Regions from separate parts of the Homo sapiens genome. Here all the other regions are linked to region 3. A link is a loop called in an ENCODE intact Hi-C map of the cell type or tissue named here. Cell type or tissue: heart left ventricle. All regions are shown on one strand. Links, peaks and the distances in the headings refer to the core of each region. The heading gives the core; the rest is flanking DNA.

Region 1 (5,794 bases), core at 1-5,000, 1.6 Mb after region 3:
GGTTCACCCACTTGTAGGTGCCCTCATACTGGAAACCCACTCTCTTCATCAGCTCGTCTGCCTCCGTGGGGCCTCGGCTGGAGAGTGACGGGTGGAGGAGAGGCATGAGGTAGCTCCACCCTCACCCCGCCCCTGCCCGCTGGGCTCTGTCCCCAGCCCCCACCCTTTCCTCACCTGCCATAAATATAGGGGATGGGCTTGGGCTTCTCCAGCTCAATCTGGTGCAGCAGTGGGGTGAAAATACGCCAGGCCTCACGGAGCTCGTCGCTGAGGGGACATGGTATGGCTTGGGAGGCCGGTGGCACACAGGGAGGGAGGGCAAAGGCCACCCCATAGCCCACAGGTATGCAGGGGCCGGCAGCTGGGCCTCACCTGCGCACGAAGTGCATCTGGCTCCCGCAGAAGACGTCCAGGATGAGGCGCTCATAGGCGTCAGGGAGCTTCACGTTCTGTGAGGGAGAGAGTGTCTTGCTGATGCCACTGCCTGCCACCATGTGGAGTCCCCCGGGCCCAGGCCGCCCACCCTCCACACTGCTCCTTCTCTGTAGGGCACCTTGTATCTGTTGCCGTAGGTCAGGTCCAGCTCCGACTCCTCGGGGTTGAAGAACATGCCCGGCTTCTTGGTCATCATCTTGGTGTACACGGCCTCGTTGGGCTGCACGCGGATCACCAGCTCGTTGCGCTTGCACTGCTGGTGGAAGATGTCGCCGGCCACATCATGGAACTGCAGCCTCACCTCGGCCTTGCGCTCGTTCAGGGCCTTGCCGCAGCGCAGGATGAAGGGCACCCCTACGTGGCGGAAAGGGCAGCCTCAGCACCAGCTCTCTCAGGGTGTGGACCAGTGCGTGAGTGTCTCAGTGGGAGCTCCAGTGCCCGCACACAGGGCATGCCCAGTTCTGCCTTGCTGGGCCTCGAAGGCATCACCTACCATCCCACCTCTCATTCTCCACATAGAGGACGACGGCTGCAAAAGTGGCGGTGGTGGACCCGCGGGGCACCGTGGGGTCGTCCAGGTACCCTTTGGTGGCCTCGCCCTCTCCATCGGGGTTCCCCACGTACTGGCCCAGGACCACATTGTTGGCCTGCACCTCTGAGATGCATTTCAACACCTTGACCTGAGAGAAAGCCAAGGGAGAGAATGGGCTCCTTGGGTGTTGAGTTGGGGTGCAGGGATGACTGTGGCCACAGATGTGCAGCCCTCAGGGCAGGAGGAGGCCCCTGCTTGGCTCTGCTCACCCTGCCAGAGGCCCAGCTCAGGGCCCCTCCCTGAGGACCCTCCAGGACCACCCTGGTCCATCTCGAGTCTATTCTGATGAACAAGCTGAGGCCCAGAGAGGCAATGGCCTTCCCTGGTCACATAGTGACTGTCAGGCCTGGGACATGACAACTTGGGCTTCATGACTGCCAGTCCAGGTCACCTCCGGGAGGCCACGCTGTGCTCAGAGGTGGTGACTTCTCCGGGGTTGAGGACACCTGCTCTGCATGCACACCCCAGCTCAGTGCCTCGTCACAGATGGGCCTGCGACAGGGCATGCTCCTGGGGACTGGGGTGCACCCCCTACCTTCTCATCACGGACGTCATCTGAGTTGGTGGAGGCGGGCTTCTCCATGGCCACCAGACACAGCATCTGCAGTAGGTGGTTCTGCATCACGTCCCTGGGGACGGAAGAGGCCAGAGCTCGCCTTAGCTCCCCGCCCTGTTCACCTGGTTCAAGGGCATGGGGACCCCAAACAAGGCTTCCTAGTGACAAGCTGCAAGACTCACTTCCTGATCCCCCTTGTCTTCCAGGTCCCCTTAAATCAAGGAAGGACATGGTGATGCTATCACTGAATCATAAAACCGTGGGGTGCTTGGCTGTGTAGGGGTCCAGCCCTTTCCAGCCCGGTCTGATAGCTCAGACACTTAGGTTTTGAACTGCAGGGTGAGGAGGAGCTCCCCCAAGATAGGGAAGAGTAGCCCTGCAGGGTGACTGGCTCTGCCACCCTGTGCCAGCCTCCCAGGAGAGAGGAAGAGCTCTCACCGGATGATCCCAAATTCATCGAAATAGCCCCCGCGACCCTCAGTGCCAAAGGGCTCCTTGAAGGTGAGGATAACGCAGGCGATGTTGTCCCGGTTCCAGATGGGGCCGAAGATCCTGTTGGCAAATCTGCAGGGAGGGGCAAGGTGGAGGAACTGACCTTGGGCCTCTGTGGTGCAGGGGCCACATGTGAGGGGTCACCCTTGTCTGAGTTCTGGAGGAATTCGTCCTCGGGGAGGCAGTGGGCCAGGTGAGGCTCCTGAGTACCACCCCCACCCTGGTCCCCCGGCCCAGGCTTGGCCCCACCTCAGCACCATGAGGTTCTGCACCATCTCCTTGCCCAGGTAGTGGTCGATGCGGTAGATCTGGTCCTCACGGAACAGGGAGGAGATGTGGTTGGACAGCCGGTCAGAGCTCTGCAGGTCCCTCCCGAAGGGCTTCTCCACGATGATGCGGTTCCAGCCTCTGCTGGGAGCCCGGAGCTGCGTTACCCCCTTGAACCCCTCTTCGGGGAGTGAGGATCAGAGCTGCATCATTCAGACGCCCTCCCAGGGGAGTAGAGGCCAGAACCTCCTCGCCCCCGTGGCCACCTCCCGTGCCTTGTGTTCCCAGATGACCCTCTGGCTCAACACCTTCCGGGAAGCCTTCCCACCCTGGGTGCCAGGGTGGCATTGCTGGCATGCTGCCGGGGGCCCGTTCCCCTCCTGCCTCATGCTGGGTCCCCGGTGGGTCTGAGTGGCCTGAAGGCCTGTAGGGGAGCAGGGGGAGGAGGCATCCAAGCCATGGCTTCCTCATTGGTTTTGAAAATGAGAAGAGGACCTTTGCTTTACTACCCCCGCATTCAAAACCAGCCAGAGGACAAGAGCCTCTGGCTGGGTTGGGAAACCACCCAGCGCGGGCCATGCTGCATTCGCAGAGCAAGGCTGCCACCCTGCGGCCTGGCCGGGCCTTTGGGGAAGCAGAGCGGAAAGGCGGTGTTTCGTGGAGCAACGCTGCCACCTTGTGGTCCCGCTGGGGATGGCCCCGGCACCATGGATGCTGCCCAGATCCCCGGCCCCGGACACGCTCATAGAGTGGTGGGAGCACTGCCTGGGCCAGCCTGGCAGGCGGGAAGGGAGGGCAACGGCAAGCCTTACATCTGGCTCATGCAGGACTCGTGAATGTTCTTGGTGACGGCCTCGTAGACGGTCGGGGGCAAGGCCAGGTAGAAGAGGCGGTTGGCCTGTGACCCCAGGTGGAGGGCATTCATGTGGCTGTTGAGGCGCTGGTAGGAGGCTGCATCATCGTACTGGCCAGCCACATAGGAGTTGCGGGCAAAGAAGTCCTCCAGCTTGAGCTTCTCCTCTGGGGTGGCCTGGGAGACACGGACAGACAGACACACAGACAGATGTCAGCCCCTCTCTTTGAGTCCGTGTGTGTTCTGCCCCAGGGGAGTGGAGGGTCTTCCCTGGAGGTCCAGGGAGGGTGCCCTCAGAAGTCAGTGTCCCCGTCCCACACTGGGTTCAGCCCCATCTTAGCAGCTCTGCACATCCAGAGGGAGGGAGGCCAAAGCAGGCAGCACAGACACTGCCCCAGGCTGGGACCCCTGTGCCTTAGGACAGAGGCCAGATTTCAGGATATTTTGACCTGGGAGAAATACACTGGAGAAAGCTCTCTCTCCAAAATCATGACACCCAACTATGATTGGCGGAGAAAACGCAGCAGAGCACAGCAGGAGGGGACCTGTGGGTCCTGGTCACGGGGGCTGGTAATGGGGGTCTCAAGGAAGTACGAGAGCAGGCGGGGCGGGGCAGGAGAGGAGGAGAGCATCCCGGGATGGGATGGGGGGAGGTCCCCGAAGCTGGCCATGCTGGGGGCTGGTAGAGAGGGCAGAACCAGGCTGGGGGAGGCCCTGACACCACCCACCTTGAAGAAGGGCTCACTCTGTTTGCGGATGTCAGCCACTGTGAGGCGGGAACGGGCATAGCCCACGATGAAGGTGTTTTCGGGCAGAAGGCCATCCCGGAACAGCCACCTGAGGGCAGGGCACAGCTGTAACCAGTGCGGGCAGGGCAGGACCAGGCCTGTCCCTGGCGGGAGGTCACAGGGGCAGTGGTGGGACACACTTACCAGATGGTGGGGTAGATCTTCTTCTTGGCCAGGTCACCCTGTGGCAGAGGGAACAGGTGTGTGGTTAGAAGTGGCTGGGGACACGACCTACATACATCATCCTCCACCCTTGGTGATCTGGGCACTACTCAGGATCACTACTGGGCCACAAGCATGTCTGTCTTGCCTGATATACAGACAGAAGAGCCCCGAGATTCAAGCCTGTGCCAGCCCTCCATCCCTGACCCAGAAGACATAAACGCATCTCCTGCGTTCCAGGAGAAAACCTGAAAATTCAATTCAGTAGAACCAAGGGACGACAGAAGTACCATGTAGCCACATTTGTGAGACGTGACCTCAAGTGCTTACATTAGCAAAAAAGAGTGGTTCAAAAATAAGGAGCTAAGCATTCCACTTAAGAAGTGAGAAAAAGGGCCAGATGCGGTGGCTCACACCTGTAATCCCAGCACTTTGGGAGGCTGAGGCAGGCAGATCACCTGAAGTCAGGAGTTCAAGACCAGCCAATGTGGCAAAACCCCATCTCTATTAAAAATACAAAAATTAGCCAGGTGTGGTGGCAGGCACCTGTAATCCCAGTTACTCAGGAGGCTGAGGCAGGAGAATCACTTGAATCCGGGAGGCAGAGGTTGCAGTGAGCCGAGATCGTGCCACTGCACTCCAGCCTGGGTGACAAGAGTGAGACTTCATCTCCAAAAAAAAAGTGAGAAAAAGATAGAACTGCAAGCCAAATTACCAGGAAGAAAATAGGAAATAATGACAAGTAAAATTAATAAAATTAAAAGCTAACCCAAAGAAAAGATGAACAAAGCTGGAAATTGGTGTTTGAAAAAGACGAATAGAAACAGACAACCCCCTGGCATGGTTGCTTTTTTAAAAGGGCATAGGCCGGGCACAGTGGCTTACTCCTGTAATCCCAGCACTTTGAGAGGCCGAGGCAGGCGGATCAAGAGGTCAGGAGATCGAGACCATCCTGGCTGACACGGTGAAACCCCGCCTCTACCAAAAATACAAAAAATTAGCCAGGCGTGGTGGCGGGTGTCTGTAGTCCCAGCTACTCGGAAGGCTGAGGTAGGAGAATCACTTGAACCCGGGAGATGGAGGTTGCAGTGAGCCAAGATTGCACCATTGCACCCCAGCCTGGGCGACAAGAGTGAAACTCCGTCTCAAAAAACAAAAAACAAAAAAACAACTAAACAGCTGGACGCGGTGGCTCAAGCCTATAATCCCAGCACTTTGGAAGGCCGAGGCGGATGGATTACCTGAGTTCGGGAGTTCAAGACCAGCCTGACCAACATGGAGAAACCGTTTCTACTAAAAATACAAAATTGGCTGGGCATGGTGGCCCATGCCTGTAATCCCAGCTACTCAGGAGGCTGAGGCAGGAGAATCGCTTGAACCTGGGAGGCGGAGGTTGCAGTGAGCCAAGATCAAGCCACTGCACTCCAGCCTGGGCTACAAAAGCGAAACTCCGTCTCAAACAAACAAAAAACAGAGCAATGGACCTGAGAGGGGACAGTGGCCACAAATCTTCCTACAGAAACAACCCCCTGGCATAGAGAGTGTTGCCAGTGGGTTCTACCAAAATGCAAGCACAAGAGAATTCCAGCCTGAAGCAAACTCTTCCTGCAGAAGGAAGAAAGGGGAACACTTCCCAAGCCACCTTATGG
Region 2 (5,858 bases), core at 859-5,858, 710 kb after region 3:
TCTGATAAGGATCTAATATCCAGAATACATAAAGAACCCTTACAGCTCAACAATTAAAAGATGAATTATCCAATTAAAAAAAGAACAGAAGTTTCGAATGAACATTTTTCCAAATAAGATATATAAATAATAAATACATGAAAAGATGCTCAATATCATTGGTCATTAGAGCAATACAAATCAAAACCACAATGAGATAGCATTTCACACACACTAGAATGGCTATTTTAAAAATCACACACAATAACAAGTGTTGACAAGGATGGAGAGAAATTTGAACTTCACGCATTGCTGGTGGGAATGTAAAATGGTGCCGTTGCTTTGGAAAACAGCTTGGCATTTCCTTCAAAAGTTAAACATGGAGTTATCATATGGCCCAGCAATTCTACTCCTAGGTATATACTCAAGACAATTGAAAATCCACATCCACACAAAAACTTGCACACAGTTGTTCATAGCAGCATTATTCACAACAGCTAAAAGTGGAAACAACCCAAATGTCCATCGATAGTTAATAAAATGTGGTCTATCCATACAATAAAATATTCTTCAGCTGTAAAAAGGAATGGAGTACTGATCCATGCTACAATATGGATGAACCCTGAAAACATCATAGTAAGAGTAAGCCAGACACAAAAGCCCATGTATGGTATGATTCCATTTATTTGAAATATTGAAATAAGCAAATCCACAAAGATAGAAAGTCAATTAGTGGTTGCCAAGCACTGGTGGGGGGGGGTGCGGTGTGTAAATGGGGAGCTACTGCAAATGTGTACAAGGTTTCCTTTTGGGGTGATCAAAATGTTCTGGAATTAGATGGTGGTGATGGCTGCAAAACACTGTAAATATACTAAACACTGCTGAATTGTACGTTTTACAGGGTGAATTTTATGGTATGTGAATTGTATCTCAATAAAAACAAATTTTTAATTTGAACGGAAAAGGATTGAAAAAACTATACCAGTTAAATGTTAACCAAAAAAAGTTATAGTTGCTATGTTAATATCAGACCAAGTAGACTATAAGGGAAAATCATTGCTAGTATTAACATATATCACTATATTTTGATCAAATATTCAACTTACCTAAAATACATACCAATTCTAAACTCAAATACACTGAATAACATAACTTATAAATACATAAAGCAATAATTGAAAGAACTACAAGGAGAAACTGGCAAAAAGCAGTTGAGCCTCTACTCAGGACATCATGTGAGGAAAGACTTGGTTCCCTGGGGTGAGGGAAACTGTGGAAATCTCCACGGGGTGTGAGGGAGGAGCTCTGGAGAGATGGGCATGAGCTTTTGTTTTTTAAAGACCAGCATGATAGTAAGCATGGGCTTTTTCTATTTCTCAAAAGGGGGCAGATAATAGGGTTGAAAAATATTGAAAAATTATCTTAAAGCAAAAATCAGATCCTGTCACTTGTTCTGTTTAAAACGTCCGTGGCTCCCAGTGCCCTCTTGAGAAAGTTCACTTTCCAGGCTGATCTCTACCCACCTCCTCTCACAACCTCCCTCAACCAGACGGGATTCTTTGTTATTTCTGAAACATTCCATACTTCTTATCTTGCCCACCTGGTGTTGGGGCTAGTGATAGGGATCCGTGGATGAAGCTGGGGTGGGGTGGAGAACATGGTTGCCACATGCCCAGACAGTGCCTGGCAGGAAGAAACATGTGGCTTATAGTGCCAACTCAGCCACCGCCTGGCCAGGGGGCCCGACTTGGTCACTTCGTCTCTTCAACAGACCTGTTGCTCTCCCGGGTTCCCTGGCAGCATCCTCAACTCCCTCACAACCCCCCCACCACCCCCATTGAGTCGATGACCAAGCTCCATCTTTCCAGTAGTCCCACATCTCTTGCCTTGTTCTCCACATGGTTCAGGCTTGTCTCCCAGCCACCAGCCCTGCCCTGCCCCACTTCCAGGCCATCGCTCACACCGAACTCCAAAGGGATCTTTGTAGGGCCCAGCTCCCATGCCCCATTTCCACCACTGTGCAAAGACCTCCCTGGTTCCCACTTAACAGGACATAAAATTGAGGCACAGAGGAGCTTAAAGGCAACACAAGCCAGGTGGCATGGTGGCTCACACCTGTAGTCCTAGCTACTCGGGAGGTTGGGGATGACTTGAGCCCAGGAGTTCTGGGCTGTAGTGTGCTATGTCCATCAGGTGTCCGTACTAAGTTCAGCATCAATATTCTGGGAGCAGAGGACCACTAGGTTGCCTGCGGAGGGGTGAAACAGCCCAGGTCGGAAACGGAGTAGGTCAAAACTCGTGTGCTGATCAGTAGTAGGATCACACTTGTGAAGTGAATAGCCACTGCACTCCAGCCTGGGCAACACAGTGAGACCTCATCTCGTAAAAAAAAAAAAAAAAATGGCAACACAAACCATCTGCAAGACCCCAACTCAAATCCAGCGTGGGTTCCCCCAGCCCAGGGTTCTCTTTCCTTCAGACACACAGAGTTTGCATTCACAAAGAGAAGTGGGGAAAGAATGCCGCCTTGTTTTCTTCAATTCCCCACACAATCATGTCCCAAGCAAGACCTCGCTTGCATGGATGCAAGCAAGAGGATGCAGTGGCAGAGTGTGGGTTCAAATCCTCACTGTGCCACAAGCTGTATGGCTTTGGCTCACTTAGCCTCTGTATGCCTCAGTTTCTCCATATGTGAAGTGGGGATGATGATCATGATAGCAGCTATCTCACAGGTGAGGTTCAAGTTAATACATGGAAAGCTCTTCAATAAAGAGTCGTTACTAGCATGCTTTTTTTTTTTTTTTTTTTTTGTAAAGGTGGGTTCTCGCCATCTTACCCAGGCTAGTCTCGAACTCCTGGGCTCGAGGGATCAGTGTTCTTTTTATTAAAAGGAATAAGCCTTCCAGAAATACCAGATACAATGCTAGATACATATTTGCAAAGAGAAGGGTGAAAAGTAAGTCTACTTTCATGCCCGTCAGGCACCTCGAACTCACCACATCCAGAATCAATCTCATTACTCCTCCCCCAAAGTAATGCCCGTTGAACTCTTCTTGATGAATGTTCTGCTGCCAGAAACATGATCTACCTGGATCCCCCCGCTTCATTCCCCACCTGCAACCCATCACCAAGACCTGTCCACATGACTCCCAAAGAGCTCCTAGGACCACCTCCGTGTCTCCCTGTCCCTAGGGTGGACCCACAGGTTGAGCTTCCCTTGAAACTCCGCTACCCACAGGTTTGCTTCAAGATAGAGCACGTGACCCACCCTGTGTGGCCCAGAACAGCAGAGACAGCTTCCTTTTGTGATGCCCACCAGGGTTCCCCTGACCCTCAATTCTGGTCTGGTTCCAGACACCCCAATTCCTAGCAGCCGGCCCCGGCTCAGCACCTAACCCACACTGGGCAAGGATGCTCTCTGGCTACAAACCCCTTCGATGGCTCCCCACTGCTCCTAGACTACAGCTCCAGCTCCTTCCCCTGCCAGGCTTGGTCTGGCCCGTTCCTCTTGCTGCCAGCCTCAGCACCAGCCCTGAGCCTGAGAAGCCCTCACAGTGTCCAGCACAGCTCCCTTGCCATCACTTCACACACACACACCACCTTTTGCCTTTGGCTAAACCAGTCCTTTCTCTCTCCCAGGCTGCCATCCCACTGCCTAGGTGACCCAAACTGCCTTCCTCATATGCGGTCTCGGAGGGATGAAGGAGGGGTGCCGCCTCTGCTTGACCTGGGGGTTCCCCCTCTCGCCCCTATCACAGATGGGCAGGACCTCTCCCCCAAGGTTGGACTTCCCCAAGGCAGGATTTGCAGGGTGTGGGGTAGGGGCAGTCGCGGAGAGGAATGGATTTGAGAGGCTGCCCAGGGTGCTGAAGGAACTAGGGAGGCTAATGGACGTCTAAAGATGGGGCCGTGGCTCCCCCTGCTGACGGGAGGCCATATTGCACCCTGTGTCAAGGCAGCCCAGAGCTGGCTTAAGCTCCAAGCCGAAGCGATCTGGCCACGTGCCTGGACTGGAAGAGCTGGCTGTTCTGAGCGAGTGCCGGTTTCTTCTGTAAGGCTGGCTCTGGCACTCCTGCTCATTGCTCCCAGACCCACAAAGATCATTTTTATCATCCCCGTAAAACCACCCCTCCAATAGAGGGCGTCCTCCTGGAGGGCAGGCGCCTCTTCTGATAGGCCCAGGTCAGTGCCCAGCACCTGGCCCAGAGTAGAGGCTCAGTCAACATCTGACCAAAACAACAGCAAGTAGGTATCGTGGGAGTCCAGTGTGAACAACAGAGAAGATGGGAAGGGGGGCCCACAGCAGGGGTGCCCACAGGCAACAAGGCCCCACGTAGGGGTGAGGGCAGGTGGGACAGGTCTTGGAGGCGAGGAAGCCGTGGTACTGGCTGACTGAGGTCCCCTGTGGGGCCCAAAGCCTGGAGCGAAGGATGGCCTGGGAGCGGCTGTGGGGATGGAGGAGGAGGCTGCCCACCCACCTCCAGCCTGCTCTCCCTGGTGGAAGCCAGGTCCCCTGGCTCCAACCCTGAACCCCACTCCAGCCTTCACCCACAAGACCCAGGCCAGCCTTGGTTTGAGCCTCACCGCCTCCCTTTGGGGCCCAAAGTTCAACAAGGAGAGTGATCTTCTCTACCATTCTCGCCAGTCAAGCCATGGGTCATCAGGCTTACACTCTGAGGGCTGGCAGGGAGCAAGGGTCTCAGAGTGGAGGGAGGGGTGGCCAGCTTGCCTGGAACTCTCGCTGGGGCCAAGAAGTGGCTCTAGGGGTCTTCCCCTGATGGGCCCAAGAGAAAGGCCTAGAGGGGCCAGCAGAGCTTTGGGACCCAGCAAGGCAGGGCTCTGGAGCCCTGGCCCCTCCAAAATGGAGGTTGGTGGGGCTGGGGCCACTCAGACCAGAGGACAGGCCACGGCTCTCCACTTCAGAAGCCACCGCCAAGCTGCCACTGCTCCCAGAGCCCCAGCTGCCAGCCCAGGTCTACCCCAGCCTGGAGCCTGAGGGTTCCAAAGCCCCCGCACAGCAGAGGGGAAGAGGGCCCTGTGTCGCCCTCTCCTGGACAAGGAGCTCCTCTCACCCCCTGACCCTGGGGTCCCCTACTCTTCTGCTCGACAAGATGGCCTCTGGCCATCAAGAAAGGGAAGGGAGGGAGGGATGGAAGGTGACAGTCCTGGGCTCTGGTCGCCCTCCATGCACCTGTGAGCCCTTCCCAGTCCCAGGCACCTGGCTGAGGCACCCCAGGCCCGGCCCTGCATGGCAGGGGCACTGGAGCACATCCCTGGGGGTCTGGAGCCAGCACTCAGCCTCCTGACTGCGCCCCCTGCTGGCAGCCCAGCAGGCGTGCGCTGCCTCCACTTTGTCCCAGGACCCCAAGGCTGGGCAGTTACACCTCTGGGGTGGCAGAGCTGCCCGGCCACGCTGCCACTTGTTGGTGCTTTGGGGGGAGGGGACAGGAAGTTTTTGGACAGTTGGAAACTTGTCTGGGGAAGCAGAGGTTCAGGTGGCAGTGGGCGAAGCCGTGTGGCAGGCTCTCATTGGTTTCCTTCCCACAAGTGACCAGGTCCCCTCCACACTCGCCGCACCCCCAGGTCACCACTGGCCCATTGCTGTATCTTTCTTTATTGGTTTGGGGAAAACTGGAGGGGGCTGGAAGGCCATGACCATGACACAAGCAGGACCACCCACACTCAGCGAAGCACACAACAGCCGTGCAGGAAAGACAGCCCCTGAGGCCCGCCTGCCAGCACCCCCTCGGCTTTTGGCGGGGCGGGGGGGGCAGGGGCGGGAGAGGCAACAGGGGAGGGGAGCCACTGCCCCCAGGCAGGGCAGAGCCTGGGGACAGACTTGGGGGTGCCCCATTCCAACCCCAGCGCCATGCGCCACA
Region 3 (5,940 bases), core at 576-5,575:
GGTGACAGAGCGAGACTCCACCTAAAAAAAAAAAAAAAAAATATTTCCCCTTATTGGCCAGGTTCTCACTTAGGTGAGAGTGTGACCAAAACTTAGGGCCTTAGCACCACTTTTAGTTACCTAGTTACCATCATTTTAGGTTTCCAGTCTCAGCATGTCATTCATAGGTTATGATGTCCTCATAATCATACATTTCAATCAGTTTTGTTATTCCAGTTGAAGAGAGACCATTTGACATTTCAGAGATGGCTGCATGCAAACATTTGAAACCTTTGAGAGAATACAGTGCACTGGGGAGACTACTATGACTACCAGTAGGATAATACCCAGAGTTTGAAGTATGCTGTTTACCTGAGGTCCCCATAAAACAAACTGCCTAAATTAAATAAAATAAAGAATGAGCTAGACGAAGAGTCTACTCACTTCACTAAGTGATCTTTTCATTAATCCTGTATGACTGAATTTTTATAATCTGCACTTGATATACATATTAGAATTTTAGAAACCCCATATAATTTTGGAATATATATTAATATAATTCACTAAAAATATACCCTGAAGATTAAACATTATTTTTATTGGCCAAGCGCGGTGGCTTACACCTGTAATCCCAGCACTCTCGGAGGCCGAGGCAGGCGGATAACCTGAGGTCAGGAGTTCAAGAGCAGCCTGGCCAACATGGTGAAACCCTGTCTCCACTAAAAATAGAAAAATTAGCCAGGCATGGTGGCATGCACCTGTAATCCCAGCTACTCGGGAGGCTAAGACTGGAGAATCGCCTGAACCCAGGAGGTGGAGGTTGCAGTGAGCAGAGATCATGCCATTGCACTCCAGCCTGGGCAACGAGGGCAAAACTCAGTCTCAAAACAAAACAAAACAGTATTTTTATTTTGACAATGCCTCCCATGATTTTTATACCAAATAAGCCAAATGTCACTGTTGCATTAGTGCATTATCGATGTCAAACCCAATTCTTAAATAAAACCTTATAGACAAATGTATTCAATCTTAATCAGTTTGAACATAAGGTAAGAATTTTATAAACCTTTTATAACCCTTTACAATTTTTGTTGAAGAGCAGATTAGTGCTCTAAGAAAACCTGTTGTGCTTTTATGTCCATGTTCAATTTATGGAAAAACCTAATAATACCCTTTTAAATTTAGTATTATCATACATAAAATTTTTTACAAGGTTAATTTTTTTTTTTTTTTTGAGACGGAGTCTTGTTCTGTCGCCTAGGCTGACAGTGGCATGATCTCGGCTCACTGCAACCTCTGTCTCCCCAGTTCAAGCAGTTCTCCTGCCTCAGCCTCTGGAGCAGCTGGGACTACAGGCGTGTGCCACCATGTCTGGCTATTTTTTTTTTTTTGTATGTTAGTAGAGAGGGGGTTTCATCATGTTGGCCAGGCTGGTCTCGAACTCCCAGGTGCTCAAAGGAAAATTTAAGACAGTCCATGGAGGAGAAAGGTATAGACAAGGTCATGCAGATATTAAACCAGAAAGGACTTATTTCCTAAGCCAGGAATCGAACCCAGACTGCCACTGTGAAAGGGCAAAACCTTAACTACTGAGCCCAGAAGGAGTCTAGAGTAGTTAATTTTGAGCTTGCAAAGGCTTTTAACTAGTCAAGATAATTTTTAGAACTAACTATGATATGAACCCTAAAATTCCTGTTCCCTGGAAGGTAGAGACAAGGAGAAAGTACTGCCACATGGTTACAAGGTCAAGCTCCCAAGGACATAAAACAGGATGGCGACCTTGTCCAGTTTTTTGTTGGTTTCAGGGACCTGCAGCAAAGTTTGTCACTGACCAGCTTGCTGGGCCATCTTGAGCAGCAAGCTTATGGGGGCCCAAGCCCATGTTTTATCCTAAGGTACCCCTCGACACAGAAAAACGACTTTATAGCACAAAATATACCAGATTGACTACAGCTTAAGACTAGACAGCCTCAGAATTCCTTTTTGCATTAATTAAAATTTTACAGAGGAGATAAACAGTGATTTTACAATCAGTTTGCACAGAGAGAGAGAAGCCTGAAATCTGACTGGGAAGAGATATTTACCCTTTTGCTGGCATGCCAGGCTTCTGGGCTCCCTTTCCCTGAGTGGCCCTGGTGATCTGGCTCTCTGCACCATTGCCCCGGGAGCCAAGCCACAACACAAAAGAATTTTTTTTTAAAATGCACTTCAGTGTGTTGTTGTTCATTTGGAATGTTCCACTGTAAGTTATCTTTCGTAAGATGTCACCATTTCTGTAAGAATTTGCTGCCTCCCGGGCGTAATGTGTAACCCAGAAGGAACTCAGTTTTCCAGAAGCAATTAATAGGTTCCATGGAATGTTGATGGTAAGAAAGGAAGGAAAAGGTGACAAGAGTGAGCGTAGACAGCTCTTTCTAAGGAGTTTGGCTGCTGGAAGGGGAAGAGAAGCAGCTGGGGTTAGGTGGGAGGAACTAAGTTTAGAGACGCTAAAAGTGTATGTAGCAGGAGTCACCTGATCAGGTTGAACTGCAGCAGGAACAAGGAAGTTCCATTTTGACTACTATTAGTTGCAAATTGGACCCTTATGTCAACTTTTTCATCTGTAAAAAAAAAGGGATGGCCAGGCACGGTGGCTCACGCCTGTAATCCCAGCAGTTTGAGAGGCCGAGGCGGGCGGATTGCCTGAGTTCAGGAGTTCACAACCAGCCTGGCCAACAAGGTGAAGCCCCGTCTCTACTAAAATACAAAGAATTAGCCACGCGTGGCAGCGGGCGCCTGTAGTCCCAGAATCTCTGGAACCCGGGAGGCGGAGGTTGCAGTGAGTCGAGATCACACCACTGCACTCCAGCCTGGGCGACAGACCGAAACTCCGTCTCAAAAAAAAAAAAAGGGGGGCAGGGGATGAAAATGCTATTGCTTTCCAGGAATAGCTATGACTACTTCCAATAAAGAAGACAAGAAGGTTCCACATGTGAAAACTACGCGGTCACAACGATAAGTGGGCGGGTGCACGCACGCGCGCTGAGATCGTGCGTGCACAGGCCGGGGTGCGGCCGGCGTGAGTACGCCTGCGCGTGCCGCCATTTCCTGCAGCCGCAGACTCTGCCTGCGGTGCTCGCCGGGAAATGAGACGATCAACAAAGAAAATGGTTGTTTTGGGCGAGATCGACCGTGGAGAGGCTTTTTCTGCAGCAGTCCCGGTTCCTGCCGCCAGATGGCGCTCGAGGATCACAAATGGGTCTAGGGTTCTCATAATGGCCCCGCCTAAGAAATTTTGGATTCTCCTGGCCCTTCCCCCCTTTGTGGGGTCAACAGCGGATTTGGGAATCTGGTGACCAACACGTGCGCACTCCCCTACCCTTGCCCCTACCGAGCCCTCCAGGGTAGCTTGGGGGAGAAGCTCCTCCCTAGACTGCCGGGTATTTGATGAGCCTGGCCAGCGCACAGGTCTTGAGCACCATGGTCAGGGAAGAAGGCTGAATGGCTTAGGTCTTCCTAGAGAGGCCGGAGGCGGGAAAGAACTGGAGAAAGGAGAGATGGCAGTGGGAGGATGGGGACAAGAATACCAGTGTGTTTCCAGCCAGAAGACGATGTCTTTTAACACCTCATTGAAGTCGTCAGGTGACTTTGCCCTTGTCAGAAAGGAGCAGCACTGCGGGGGTCCTACTGAGGAGGAGACTGACTGCTCCTTGGGGTGGGGATTGTGCCTCCTTCCTGTCTGCCCCACTCTTGGGGAGATGAGTCCCTCCAAGTCCACGAGACATGACAGCCAGCCTACCTGCCATGGGAGAACAAAGTCTAGTCTCAGGGCACTCACTTCATAAGGGTCTTATTCTTCCTCAGCGTGTTGACTGATTTTGAGGGGAAGGATGTGGCCACCAAGGTCGGAGAGGCCTGGCAGGACAGGCCTGGAGCCCCAAGAGGTGGCCAAGGAGACCCAGCTGTACCCACTCAGCAACCTGCAGATCCCAGTACCCCAGAACAGCAGAACAGCCCCAGCGGATCTGAGCAATTCGTCAGACGAGAGAGCTGCACCAGCAGGTACGAGCCAAACTGCACTGGGACCTTACCTGCTAGAGCCAGTGTTTTTGTCCAGGGCAGCAACCCAGGACAAACCCCCACACACTAGGCATGCCTGTTTATCCTCTGCAGGTGAGTGTGGTTAGGAGCCAGAGGGAAGGAGAGAAACCAGCATCTCAGGGGTAGATATTCATGGGTTTCAGCTTGGAGCCATAGCATCAAATCTGTTAGACTAAGTCTGGCACAGAAAGGATGCACAGAGAACCAGGTTGTCTGGCAGCCAGTTCGAACCTGGAAACCTGGGTCAGGGGAGGGATATAGGTTGCTTTTTCTGTTAATGGAGATGGAAACTCTCTGAGCAAGGTGTGCCATGGTGTGGATGTGATTCACTGCCAGAAATAACAACTGTACCAGTTGGATGAGCTCTTCCACTGCCATCAGCACTGGGATGGCCATGGATTTGGACAGTAATGTAGCTCCACAGTGCTGACTCAGGGTTGCTCATTGATTGCAAGAAGTTGGCAGCAGTAGCCTGAGGAAACAGGGGCTCTGAATTTTCTGAGAGAGACCAAGAACCAAGGAACAGCCAGGTACTAGGGAACAGACAACACCAGATGCTTGTGCTTTTCTGTGAGCAGCTCAGGTCTCCCAAAGTGGTAGTTTCCTGGCTTCTGGCCTTTGTAGATCAGTGTGGATCCACACCCAATTGTGATGTTTGTGGTAGCTGTAAGAACTTTCCCAATTTTGAAATCCTAGGTGACTTGTAGCATATTTTTTCACATTTGAAAATAATTGAGTTTTGAAAATGTTTTTACAGGCAATCTAGTATCAGATTTTATATCATCCTGAAACATTCTGTCAATTGTCATTTCCAAAAATCCATGGAAAACTGGAGTTGTTGAACTGGAAACAGTGTGGTCTCAGGAAGTGCTTCACAGCCATTGCAACATGGGCAGGGCCTAGAGGGCAGGAGAGAATGCCATGATTTGATGACATTTTACCCATTCCTGCCAGGTGAACTTCATCTCCCTCTCTGTGACAGAATTTTCTGGCTCTCACATCCAGCTTTGGTCACTGGGAACCCACCTATTGGCTCTTGCACTGGCAGGACATGTGGTAGAGGCTTCCAGTTCGAGGCAGGACTGGCTGCATTTTCAAGATGTCCTTATTTCTGGTATTTTGTGGCGATCGTCCTGTCCACTTAACTGATTTTGACCCATTGCCTTGCTGTGATCTCTGTGCTCTCTCTGTCTCCCAGTTCCAGGTCATTCCCTTGACCAGCTTCCAGTCTTTCCTCATCTTGTCCCTGCCAATGAAGTATTCTGGCTCTGCCTTCACTCTCCTGCCATGATCCATTGCTTTGATAGGGTGGCTTCAGGAACAGGGTGAGGAGAGGGCTGTGCTAGCTTTATCTTGCCAAGGAACTCAGCAAAGAAAATTTTTGCTGACCTCTTGCATTCCTCAGCCTGGCTCTGGTCTCTCAAACCTAACACATGGGATGCATGCCAGCAGCCAGCCTCAGTTTCCCTCTGGTCCTTTTCTGTGTGAGGCCAGAGGTCCTTGCTTTATCACTGCCTGGAGCTGCAGTTGATGATGGTGAAAGAAGGTGCACGTGTCTTTTGAGAGCTCCCTTTGTTCCCCAGAGATTTTTTTTTCCCAAAGTGGCCATGAGTTTGGGAATAACCAGGAGCCATGGGCCGCCGGCTAGAGATGCTGCATACTAAGAGCCTCCTGTGAGCAGCCATGTACACAGTGAACACGATGGCTAAGGCCCCATCCAGCCGCCCTCAAAGAGCACATAGTCCACTAAGGAATAAGCATGATCGTAATAACCATTAGCACCTGCTGTGTGCTGAGAATGTGCAGGCACTGTTCTGCATGCCTTATGTGGACTCACTCATTTAATTCTCACACCAACTCAAGGAGGTGCTTTTATTATGG
Region 4 (5,000 bases), core at 1-5,000, 990 kb after region 3:
TGACTCCCACATCAAACCACTGGTTTTCCTTCTTCATGGGGGCTTTGCTGGGTGGGGGCGGCAGGTCTGGCTTCTGCAAGACAGAATCGGTGCGACGAGATCAGGCCCTCAGCACCTAGAGGCAGTGCTGCCCCCCAGGCCACGGACTCAGGAGCCCCAACACACCCGACTCACCACACCCAGGGACTCGATGCCATTGGCCACTTCGGTCAGGGTAGCTGCAGCCTGCAGCTTGGCTGGGCTGGCCACCACAACCGGCTGGGGGGCCACAAATGTGTTGGATGGAGCCAGGCCTAGGAAGAAAGAAGGTGTCAGCGGGAAAGACTCGGGAAACCTGGCTCCCAAGTGAGACCGAGCCTCCCGTCCTGCCCTCACCTCCCTGGGTGCCCCCACCACCCCAGCACCAATTCGCCCTCAGTCGCTTACTCTCAGTGGCCGTTGAGGGCAGCAGCGCCACAGTGCTGGGGACCGTGCCGGCCAGCTCATTGAGGCAATTGCTCTCAATGGCTGGGTCGTTGAGACTGTCGGCAGGGGCCAGGGCCTCAGTGGGGAGGTGGTGATGCTGCTGCTGGGCCTGGGCCTCCTGCAGCTGCTGCTGCTGCACCAGGGCAGCCAGCTCCTGCTGTGTCAGCACAATGGGTATGGTGGTGGCCTGGCCCTCCTGACCCTCGGCCGACAGGTGCCCCAGCTCCGCCTGAGTCACGGTTGCTGCTGCCTCGGAGGTGTCCATGGGCTCGCCGGTGCCTGCTCCAGGGTCGAGAGAAACACTACTTACTAGGAAGGCTGGCCAGAAGCGGGCAGCCCGGGCGGAGGCCCCCAAAGCCTGTCCTAGAGACCCCGTCCACCTCCTACCGTGCTCCACTGTAGGCTAAGCCCTGGCCGAGGGGCCCTGCCTGTTTCCCAGGCGCTAACCCCAGCCAGCCTGTTCTACACGGCAGTCTCTACTACTTGGCCTGCCTGGGGTCCCCTGTGCTCGTCCTCCCCATCACATCTGGCTCATGCCACCCTCGAGGGAAATGGGCTCCTCTTCCCAGGCTGTCTCCGCGGCCTATTGCTCCCCCGAGCGGCCCGGCTTCCCCAGGGTTGCACCGGCACTCACCCATGACGGCCTGCTGCGCGGCCTGGAGCACCGCCTGGATGGCCAGGGCCTGGGCTTCCTCCGTGGCTGCGGCCTGGGCAGCTGCTTCTGCAGCAGCCGTCACTGCCAGCTCCTCGGGGGTGAGCCCCGTTACCATGAGGGTGGTGGTGCCAGCTTGGGCCTCGGCCATTAGCTCTTGGGGAAGTGATAACTGGTCTACTTCGGACTGTGTGGGTGGGGGTGGCTGGACCACCACAGTGGCCACCACCGCAGAGCCGGCAGACTCCTGGCCCGAAGATGGCTCCCCTGTGCTGCTCAGATCCACGGCGGCCGGGAGCTCAGGGGTCTGGGAGGCTGACAGGACCTCGGCGGACTCCCCCATCAGGGCTGTGGAAGCCGACTGCAGAAGCTGCCGTGGCGGCAGCTGCTGGCGAGGACCTGGCGACACCTGGAGTTCCTCTGGGGGCTGCAGGATGTCAACAGCAGAGAAGGGCATGTCAGAAGTTTCTGTGTTGGCTATGGTCACTGTTATTTTGGCCGGGATGGGGACTTCAGTAGTCAGAGCCCTTGGGGCAGTCTCAGTCATTGATGAGATCTTCTAGAAAGGGAGAGAAGCCCCTGTCAGAGGGGAGGAGAGGGGCCAGAGCCAGGCAGCAGGGCTGAGAAGCAAGCCAGCCCTCACCTTTCCTTGTGGGCCTAAGTTTTCATTCTTGATGGGCCAGCTCCAGCCCATGTTAAATAGGGAGGGGACAGTGGTTCTCTGACCAGCATGAGGAGAAAGGCCCTTGAGACCCCCGGTCAGGTTTAACCCGTCCTCAGTCACCCTGGCCTGGACAAATGGGCACTCAGACCCCCGCCATGTCTTATACAGGCTGCGGTGAAGTGACACGCGATGAGAACCAGTCCCAGAAATAAAAGCGCCCCAGAGATGCGGGGGACGGTGAGGCTCCTGCCTCCTGCCGCAGCAGGCACCGAGGCTGCCCTTTTATGGTCCGGAAAAGGGACCAGGAGCGGCCCCATGCCTGGTACAAGAGCGACATCTGGCGTCTGAGTGTGGAACTGCACGGGCGTAGGCCGGGAAGGCGGGGAAGAACACGGCCCCCTGGGCTCTTACCGGCACAGAGGGGCCCGGGACCGGTGTGGACTGCGTCACGGTGGTCACAGCCCGCGTCAGTGTGGAGGACACGGTTGTCGTGATGGCACTGGAGCTGGTGATGTTCACGCTGTCGCCCTGGGTGCTCTCCACCTCTCCCTGATCGCTGGCAGCAGGTGGGGGGTCTGTGGGGGCGACAGGCAGGCGGCTGCTCAGCAGGAGCCCCCCCGGCCTGTACTTGGCTTGACCACCACAGGCTTCCTCTACCACCAAGGGGAGGGCCAGATAAGGCAGGACAGGCTCCTGGAGACCTCTGTCTGCTTCAGGTACAGCCAGGACGCCCCAGCTCTCCCCACTGGTAAATTGGGTGCCAAGGAGCCTGACTGGTGGACTCTGGACGGACCCCCGCCATCGTTGTCTTGGCCTTTCAGCCTGGGGGGCTGGGAGACCATGAAAGCCAGGCTGGCCACCTTCACTTACCTTGGTTTGAACTCATGTTGGAAGTGACAGTGGTGGCCGTGTGAGTGGTGCCCGTCTCGTGGGTCTCACAGGGGGGGTTGGAGCACACCCTCTGTGTTGGGAAAGGAGCCAGCAGCGCGGTGCCAGCCTGGGGGGTGACGCTGGGTGCCGCCGCCACCTCTAGGCCAGACTCCACGGTCCTGTGGGAAGAAGTGGCGTCGGGAAGCAGGGCACCCACGCTGACCGACATGGTGGTGCCAGTGGAAGTGGTCTGGTGTGTCTCACAGGGGCGACCAGCAGGGGGCTGCTGCCCACCCTCGGGCTGGCCCGTGCCCCCGTTTGAAGTAGCGGTGGTGGCCGTGTGGGTGGTGCCCGTCTCGTGGGTCTCGCATGGCGGGTTGGAGCACACCCTCTGGGCGCTGCCTGCATTCGAGGTAGTGGCGGTGTTGGTGGTGCCTGTCTCGTGGGTCTCACATGGTGGGTTGGAGCAGACTTGGGTCACGGTGGCCGAGGGGCACAGCAGTGCCTCCAGGGCTGTCACAGTCACTGTGGTGCTGGGCGAGCCACCCTGGAGGCTCTCGCACACAGGTGCCATGCGGGGCTCCCCAGCACCCACGCTGGAACGGGTCATGGCAGCGGTGCTGACCGCATGGCTGTGGCGCCCCGCAGGAAGGTCCTTAATGCTTGGGCTGCTCAGCCTGACTTTGCTGCTCAGAGGGGCCAACTGCACAAAAGCAGGGCTGCGGCCCCCGGGCTCCCGTGCCATGCTCGGCCCAAGGAGTGGGCCGGCCGAGCACGGGGCCCCGGTGGCCATCACAGTCATGGTGGTGCTGGTCGCGCTGGTCTGGCGGGTTTGGCACTGGGACTTAGAGCCCTGGGCTGCCTCCAGCGCCCCAGTGGCCACACTGATCCGGATCACGGCAGGGGTGCCAGCTGCACAGGCCCGACGGGCATCTCGCTGGTGGTTGGCGCCGACGCTCGACATGGCTGTAGTGGCAGTGTTGGTGGTGCCCGTCTCGTGGGTCTCGCAGGGTGGGTTTGAGCAGCCATGCTGCCCGGCCATGTTGGAGGTGGCGGTGGTGGCGGTGTTGGTGGTGCCCGTCTCGTGGGTCTCGCAGGGCGGGTTCGAACAGACTCGGACCACGCTACCATTCTGCTGGCCCACAGTCGAGGTCACAAGAGAAGCAGCTGCCTCCTGTCTGTCACAGACGAACTGCACTTGGGTGGGCTGGGGGTGTCCCCCAAGGTTAGCCACAACAGTAGTGGTGGCCGTGTTGGTGGTGCCAGTCTCGTGGGTCTCACAGGGTGGGTTGGAGCACACCAAGGTGACAGTGCCAGGCTGCACATCACCCTGGCCTGAGTCGGCGATGGTAACTGTGGCGGTGGGCTGTTCTGTAGTCGGGGAGGCCAGAATGGACACAGGGAGGTCATGCACAGGCTGGGCCTCCACCCCACTAGGTGCCGTGATCAGAGTTACCTGGGTGGGCTGGGACACGGGCTGGGGAGACACACGAGGAGGAGAGTTAGTGCTGCAGCTGGCTGTCTGCCTGTCCCTCCCACTGTCCTGCACTGTCACCACACAGGCTGGGACCACTGACCACTTCTCAACGGCCCTGGCAGACGTAAGACCCACTCACCCCTGCCCCCAAGACACTGACTTGCTCAGAGGCCAGGGAAGAGGCACCACTTTGCCTCAAAGGCAACTGGGATGAGGAAGAGGCTGTGAGGACAGGGCAAGGGGAAGGCAGGAGGCTGGCTGAAGTCAAGTCCTTTGTCAGAGAATGGAAATCCCCCTCAATGCTCAAAGGCCAACAACAAACGTTTCACCGTTTTCCTTAATATGTATGAACAGAACACTGCACACACATGCAGACGAGCTGCGGCGTCCTGTAGAACACTGCGAGAGGAAGAACCCGGTGTTCAAACACCAGGCATGGCCAAACCATGACAGCCAAACCACGGACTATGACACAGGGACCATGTGACACCAGGGAAAATGCCCCAGGTGAGGAAAGGCCTGCCATGGCTGCACCCGGCAGCAGCGCAACACCAGGAAGGAAAGGCCTGTGGACGGACGGCGTGAGCCTCACGTGCTTCCACTTGTGTGGGGTCCCTCGCCCACACGTGGCCTCAGGCCCTGCCCTACCTGCATGGTGATGGTTGGGGTTGTGAGCCCGCCTGCCGCTGTCAGCGTGGTCTGTGCGGCCGACACAGTGATGGCAGTGGGGTTGATCACCTGGCTTGAGAGGGTGGCAATGGTGCCCAAGGTGGTGATGGGCGTGGCCAGGGAAGCACTAGTGCTGTGGCCCCCCGCCCCGGCAAGGCTGGTGGAGACGGTGCCTGTCACTGTGCCTAGGGTCGTGACACCTG
Region 5 (5,940 bases), core at 400-5,399, 550 kb after region 3:
CCCCTGGCATGGAGAAGACAGGTGGGTGCTGGTGCTGATGATCCCCTCGCCTCTTCCCCCAGGTCCATCCGCCATGTGGCCCCTGTGGCGCCTCGTGTCTCTGCTGGCCCTGAGCCAGGCCCTGCCCTTTGAGCAGAGAGGCTTCTGGGACTTCACCCTGGACGATGGGCCATTCATGATGAACGATGAGGAAGCTTCGGGCGCTGACACCTCGGGCGTCCTGGACCCGGACTCTGTCACACCCACCTACAGCGCCATGTGTCCTTTCGGCTGCCACTGCCACCTGCGGGTGGTTCAGTGCTCCGACCTGGGTTTGTCCCTGAGTGATGGGGAGCGGGGCATGCAGGGAGGCTCAGGTGCAGCCTGAGAGCCCCTTCTGAAGGGGACACATGCTGGTCCTGTGGGACGGTGGCGAGCATGATGTAAGTGTAGGAGGGGTCCAGCCGTCTGGCTGTGAGCTGTGCAGTTTGTGCCCACTTGTGGTGGCATCCCCGTGTGCCCGTCAGTGTCCCTGTGTGTGTGTCCCCGGTCCTCCCTACCAGTGGGGCTAGTCGGCTGGATGGCTCCAAGTTCATGCTGGTGATGGTGGTGGGGCCCCTAGGTCTCGAGTTCATGCTGGTGGTGGGGGTGGGGCCCCTAGGTCTCAAGTTCATGCTGGTGATGGGGGTGGGGCCCCTAGGTCTGAAGTCTGTGCCCAAAGAGATCTCCCCTGACACCACGCTGCTGGACCTGCAGAACAACGACATCTCCGAGCTCCGCAAGGATGACTTCAAGGGTCTCCAGCACCTCTACGTAAGGAGCTGGGAGGAACCAGCAGGCCTACAGCAGAGGGCAGGGGTCCGGGTGGGTGCATGTGCGTGGACGTGTGGGGTATGAGAGGGGTTCGGGGACTCGTGGGGCTTCAGGGTGAAGCCTGGAGCCAGCCGTGATGGGAGCTCCCGGGTTTGCGGCTCACTCATGTGGGTTTGAGCAACCACAGCTGCAGGACCGGATCGCTCAGTTCGGCTCCCTTCGTGGCTGAAAACGTTTCATCACGTCCACTCCTCCCAGCAACAGAGGAGAACGGATTTCATTGTAGCCAGTGTGCGTGTGAGGAAACTGAGGCTTGGAGCGGCAAGGCAGTGGTGGCACTGCTGGGGCTCAGGACCGGGCCTGGGTGCTGCCTCCTGCCCTGCACTCTGCTCACAAGCATGGACTGAACCTCCTCGAGGCCCAGTGGGCTGGGGAGGCACAGGAAGGCAGGAGAGAGGGGCGGGTGGGGTGGGGAGTCTGTGCCTTCACCTCCTCCGCCCACCCTGCTTCAGGCCCTCGTCCTGGTGAACAACAAGATCTCCAAGATCCATGAGAAGGCCTTCAGCCCACTGCGGAAGCTGCAGAAGCTCTACATCTCCAAGAACCACCTGGTGGAGATCCCGCCCAACCTACCCAGCTCCCTGGTGGAGCTCCGCATCCACGACAACCGCATCCGCAAGGTGCCCAAGGGAGTGTTCAGCGGGCTCCGGAACATGAACTGCATCGGTGAGCTGAGGGCCTCCCAGAACATTCCAGAGCCTTGTCTCGAGGCATGGGGAAGGGAGACCAAGGGATACCTTTAGAGGCTCAGTTCAAGAAAGAGTATGGTGAGAACGGTCAAAAGAAAATCCATGGATTTCTTGGCAAATCCTCCATGCAGGCGATCACCACGGCTAAAGAGAAGACTGGGCCAGAGGGGCCGGGTGGCTTCCGGGAGCCCCATCTTCATCTCTGGCACTCCTCCCTTTCCTCTTGCTGCCCCTGGAGCTAGCAGTCCTGGGGCTAGCAGTCCTGAACAGCTAGGAGTTTGCAATTAGCCCGGTAAATTAGCAGAACTGCTTTCAGGAGACGGGAGCAGCCGGCAGGTAGCAGGGCCCACCACACTGGCCCGGAAGTGACAGGACCCAGGGCTGTGCAGGGACCACCAGGCTCCCGGGCTAATGAGGTCTCTCCCCTAGAGATGGGCGGGAACCCACTGGAGAACAGTGGCTTTGAACCTGGAGCCTTCGATGGCCTGAAGCTCAACTACCTGCGCATCTCAGAGGCCAAGCTGACTGGCATCCCCAAAGGTAGGAAGCCCACTCTTCCTGCACGCCTGCCTGCCTCACCCCCAACAGCACAGATGGCCAGGGTGGGGGCTCTGGATGGGCCCGATCTACTCAGGGAAAGGCTCAACAGTCCCCTCCCGCCACCTGGGGCAGAGCTAGGGCCCCTGCCCTCAGCACCTGCATTCTCCCCTGTGCCCTCTTCTCCTGGCAGACCTCCCTGAGACCCTGAATGAACTCCACCTAGACCACAACAAAATCCAGGCCATCGAACTGGAGGACCTGCTTCGCTACTCCAAGCTGTACAGGTGAGGCCAGCAGGGCACCGCCCAAGGGTGATGCCAGAGTCCCTCAGTGCTGTGTGGCCCCTCGCGCCCAGCCCCCCATCCTTACCTCCAGCCTTTGAGTCCGTGTCATTCTCCCGCTCACAGGCTGGGCCTAGGCCACAACCAGATCAGGATGATCGAGAACGGGAGCCTGAGCTTCCTGCCCACCCTCCGGGAGCTCCACTTGGACAACAACAAGTTGGCCAGGGTGCCCTCAGGGCTCCCAGACCTCAAGCTCCTCCAGGTGAGAGCTGGGCATGCACAGCCAGGTTCCCTAAGGCTGGGCTGGGGGAGGCGTGTGTGTCCCCGGGCAGTCCCTCAGTCCCCTGGCCCTCCTTCCCGACCGGCTCTGGGCATCTGCAAGGGAGCGGTCCTGATGCTCCCAGCTGGTGCTGAGGAGGCAGGGAGCAGGGGCTCCATGGTGGATACCGAGCAAGGCAGCCTGGTAGCTCTTGGACCCGAGGGTCTCCAGGTGGGTCGGACACCAGAAAGATGTGGCAGAGTCCAGGGAGTCGAGAAACTGTGGGCGTGGGAGTGCACAGATCTGTGCCAAGACAGTGACCGCCCAGGGCAGGAAGTAGGCTGACGAGGGGGAGCAGGGTCTTGCCTGGGATTCTATCGGGAGCTTCCATCCCTGGCCTGGCCCGCAACCAGGTGGGTGATCTTGGTCTTGCCCAGCCCTGCTCCATCCACAAGTGTTTGGAGCACCCCCATCCGCACCAGCTGCGAGCCAGCACCGCGCAGGCCATGCCCATGCTGGGCCGAGTGCGCCCTCTAGTGGCCATTGTCATGTTCACCAGCACTGGGCTCCCAGCCCAACCCAGCAGGCGCCTCGCCTGCCCACCTCCGCTCCTCCCAGAGACAGCAAGACGGTGGCTCCAGAGAGTTGGAGGGGCTGCTAGAGGGCGAGCTCCTCTGCTGACTGGAAGAAAGAGGAGGGCATCCCAAGGGCTCTTTCTCCTCTCATGCCCCATGGAGTGTGAGGGTGCTCCCCCGAGGCTCAGGCCACCTTTCCTCCACCTCACACCACCAAACACACCTCTACCCCAGCCCCGCCCCCACATGTCCTCAACCTGACCCACCTGAGACCCTCATCCTTGTCCCTGGTCACATCCAGTGCCTTAATCCTGGCTGACACCCACACAAATAACACGCCCATGCCTTGGTTTGCTCCTCCCAACAACGGGGAGCCTCTGGTGTGGCCCTTGAAGTAGGGTGCAGAGGCAACAGCAAAATGCCTCCTGGAGGCAGCGGGCTTGGCGTGGAGGGAGGGAGGCCTGCCGTGACCCGGCCTCTCTGCCTTCAGGTGGTCTATCTGCACTCCAACAACATCACCAAAGTGGGTGTCAACGACTTCTGTCCCATGGGCTTCGGGGTGAAGCGGGCCTACTACAACGGCATCAGCCTCTTCAACAACCCCGTGCCCTACTGGGAGGTGCAGCCGGCCACTTTCCGCTGCGTCACTGACCGCCTGGCCATCCAGTTTGGCAACTACAAAAAGTAGAGGCAGCTGCAGCCACCGCGGGGCCTCAGTGGGGGTCTCTGGGGAACACAGCCAGACATCCTGATGGGGAGGCAGAGCCAGGAAGCTAAGCCAGGGCCCAGCTGCGTCCAACCCAGCCCCCCACCTCGGGTCCCTGACCCCAGCTCGATGCCCCATCACCGCCTCTCCCTGGCTCCCAAGGGTGCAGGTGGGCGCAAGGCCCGGCCCCCATCACATGTTCCCTTGGCCTCAGAGCTGCCCCTGCTCTCCCACCACAGCCACCCAGAGGCACCCCATGAAGCTTTTTTCTCGTTCACTCCCAAACCCAAGTGTCCAAGGCTCCAGTCCTAGGAGAACAGTCCCTGGGTCAGCAGCCAGGAGGCGGTCCATAAGAATGGGGACAGTGGGCTCTGCCAGGGCTGCCGCACCTGTCCAGACACACATGTTCTGTTCCTCCTCCTCATGCATTTCCAGCCTTTCAACCCTCCCCGACTCTGCGGCTCCCCTCAGCCCCCTTGCAAGTTCATGGCCTGTCCCTCCCAGACCCCTGCTCCACTGGCCCTTCGACCAGTCCTCCCTTCTGTTCTCTCTTTCCCCGTCCTTCCTCTCTCTCTCTCTCTCTCTCTCTCTCTCTTTCTGTGTGTGTGTGTGTGTGTGTGTGTGTGTGTGTGTGTGTGTGTGTCTTGTGCTTCCTCAGACCTTTCTCGCTTCTGAGCTTGGTGGCCTGTTCCCTCCATCTCTCCGAACCTGGCTTCGCCTGTCCCTTTCACTCCACACCCTCTGGCCTTCTGCCTTGAGCTGGGACTGCTTTCTGTCTGTCCGGCCTGCACCCAGCCCCTGCCCACAAAACCCCAGGGACAGCAGTCTCCCCAGCCTGCCCTGCTCAGGCCTTGCCCCCAAACCTGTACTGTCCCGGAGGAGGTTGGGAGGTGGAGGCCCAGCATCCCGCGCAGATGACACCATCAACCGCCAGAGTCCCAGACACCGGTTTTCCTAGAAGCCCCTCACCCCCACTGGCCCACTGGTGGCTAGGTCTCCCCTTATCCTTCTGGTCCAGCGCAAGGAGGGGCTGCTTCTGAGGTCGGTGGCTGTCTTTCCATTAAAGAAACACCGTGCAACGTGGCTCCGTGCGCTGCTCCTGTGGCGGCCTGGCCTCTCCGTGCCCCTCCTGGCCCTTGGGCTCCTTGCCCTCAGAAGAGGGGCCCCGTCACCCTCAGAAGAGGGGCCCCGTCACCCTCAGGTCTGGGCTAGCCCGGACTAGGGAGGTTTCCCCTCCCTTCTAGACACTTCCATGGCCCCAGCTGTCCTGAGACGCGGCTCCAGAATCCAACCAGGCCTGAATGGCACCTGCCCTCTCAGCGTGGAGCGTTTGCCAAGAGCACGCCGACTGCAGGGCGCCAGGCTAGAGCCTGGAAATCTAAGCGGGGCCCGGCCTGCCCAGCTCCATGGAGTCTAGGGTTCACAACGAGGCACCGCCAAAACCCAGGGGGTGACACAGGAGGGAAGGGGCCCAATGGAGCCAGGGCAGGGTGCTGTGTGCACCCACTTGCACTGGCCTGGCCTTGGCTCCCCTGCCAGCCCCCTGGCAGGTGACACTGTGTGTAGGCAGAGCCGAGCCTGGGCTGCAAGGCATTCCCACACACGCAGCATCCAGAGAGAGGATCCAGGTCAGGGCCGGGAAAGCCTGCATGCTGGGGACACAGGTCGTCCTGGAAAGGACAGCTTGGAGGGGGACAGTCCCCAGAGCAACGCTACCGCCTGTGACTTTCCTTCGGCCCTGCACGAAGAGCCTCAGAGCAGGTGGCGGGACCTGGGGCTTCCCTGGGCAGCCCAGGCTCCCAACGGAAATAGAGTGGGCAGGGCCCGCGTGAATGGCAGCCTGGCACTGCGTGTTGGCTCCTCACACATAACTGCGTCTTTATGGCTGGACTGGCACTGGCGCACTGGCATCCCCAGGTTTCTCCTTTCTGGGATAGGAGGTGCCACACAGTGTGGTGGCCCAGTGATAGAAAGTCACCATCAGCATCACAGCACTATTCTGGGCCATGTGCTCTACGGCCCGGCAATGTCTGCT

Evidence for each region. Hi-C counts contacts between places; a loop is a spot of excess contacts. Peaks named below come from ENCODE experiments on the same cell type or tissue, not always from the same donor. Only the 100,000 strongest peaks of a DNase experiment are listed, where the experiment ranks them.
Region 1: it touches region 3 in a loop (22-fold over the local background); 9 of 110 quality-filtered maps call a loop at or near these places.
Region 2: a loop joins it to region 3, with 4 times the contacts of the local background. A loop is called at or near these places in 26 of 110 quality-filtered maps.
Region 4: it touches region 3 in a loop (16-fold over the local background); 25 of 110 quality-filtered maps call a loop at or near these places.
Region 5: a loop joins it to region 3, with 2.3 times the contacts of the local background. A loop is called at or near these places in 25 of 110 quality-filtered maps.

The regions. Positions count from the first base shown.
Region 1 is chrX:154,532,014-154,537,807 of GRCh38, forward strand. G6PD (glucose-6-phosphate dehydrogenase) reads right to left here. Exons shown (of 13, transcript NM_001360016.2): 3 at 4,128-4,165; 4 at 3,924-4,032; 5 at 3,155-3,372; 6 at 2,325-2,483; 7 at 2,022-2,147; 8 at 1,563-1,656; 9 at 929-1,115; 10 at 554-789; 11 at 373-449; 12 at 175-267; 13 at 1-77. Among named protein-coding and RNA genes, the nearest start is that of G6PD, 12 kb to the right of the region's middle. RefSeq lists an enhancer at 1,996-2,590. In heart left ventricle, for the core only: CTCF peaks have their summits at 3,000 (motif pointing left) and 3,203; DNase peaks (open chromatin) are centred at 2,664 and 3,008; H3K27ac peaks cover 272 bases.
Region 2 is chrX:153,664,156-153,670,013 of GRCh38, forward strand. PNCK (pregnancy up-regulated nonubiquitous CaM kinase) reads right to left here. Exons shown (of 12, transcript NM_001366977.1): 12 at 5,578-5,858. It also overlaps the pseudogene RN7SL687P. Among named protein-coding and RNA genes, the nearest start is that of PNCK, 6.7 kb to the right of the region's middle. RefSeq lists enhancers at 3,123-3,624, 3,625-4,124 and a silencer at 5,334-5,383. In heart left ventricle, for the core only: CTCF peaks have their summits at 3,911 (motif pointing left) and 5,294 (motif pointing left); a DNase peak (open chromatin) is centred at 3,936.
Region 3 is chrX:152,955,877-152,961,816 of GRCh38, forward strand. ZNF185 (zinc finger protein 185 with LIM domain) reads left to right here. Exons shown (of 25, transcript NM_001395254.1): 19 at 3,823-4,020. Among named protein-coding and RNA genes, the nearest start is that of PNMA5, 35 kb to the right of the region's middle. RefSeq lists enhancers at 3,283-3,332, 3,343-3,472. In heart left ventricle, for the core only: a CTCF peak has its summit at 3,183 (motif pointing right); a DNase peak (open chromatin) is centred at 3,105; H3K4me3 peaks cover 938 bases; H3K27ac peaks cover 271 bases.
Region 4 is chrX:153,951,415-153,956,414 of GRCh38, forward strand. It overlaps HCFC1 (host cell factor C1), which reads right to left. Exons shown (of 26, transcript NM_005334.3): 16 at 4,777-4,997; 17 at 2,652-4,128; 18 at 2,193-2,356; 19 at 1,100-1,544; 20 at 427-744; 21 at 175-293; 22 at 1-73. Among named protein-coding and RNA genes, the nearest start is that of RENBP, 9.3 kb to the left of the region's middle. RefSeq lists an enhancer at 2,039-2,278. In heart left ventricle, for the core only: a CTCF peak has its summit at 2,137 (motif pointing left); a DNase peak (open chromatin) is centred at 2,107; H3K27ac peaks cover 683 bases.
Region 5 is chrX:153,504,559-153,510,498 of GRCh38, forward strand. BGN (biglycan) reads left to right here. Exons shown (of 8, transcript NM_001711.6): 2 at 63-311; 3 at 680-792; 4 at 1,305-1,518; 5 at 1,971-2,081; 6 at 2,272-2,365; 7 at 2,489-2,627; 8 at 3,690-4,988. The coding sequence starts at 74. The coding sequence ends at 3,887. Among named protein-coding and RNA genes, the nearest start is that of ATP2B3, 10 kb to the right of the region's middle. RefSeq lists enhancers at 2,880-2,979, 3,060-3,109. In heart left ventricle, for the core only: a CTCF peak has its summit at 3,165 (motif pointing left); DNase peaks (open chromatin) are centred at 3,153 and 3,928.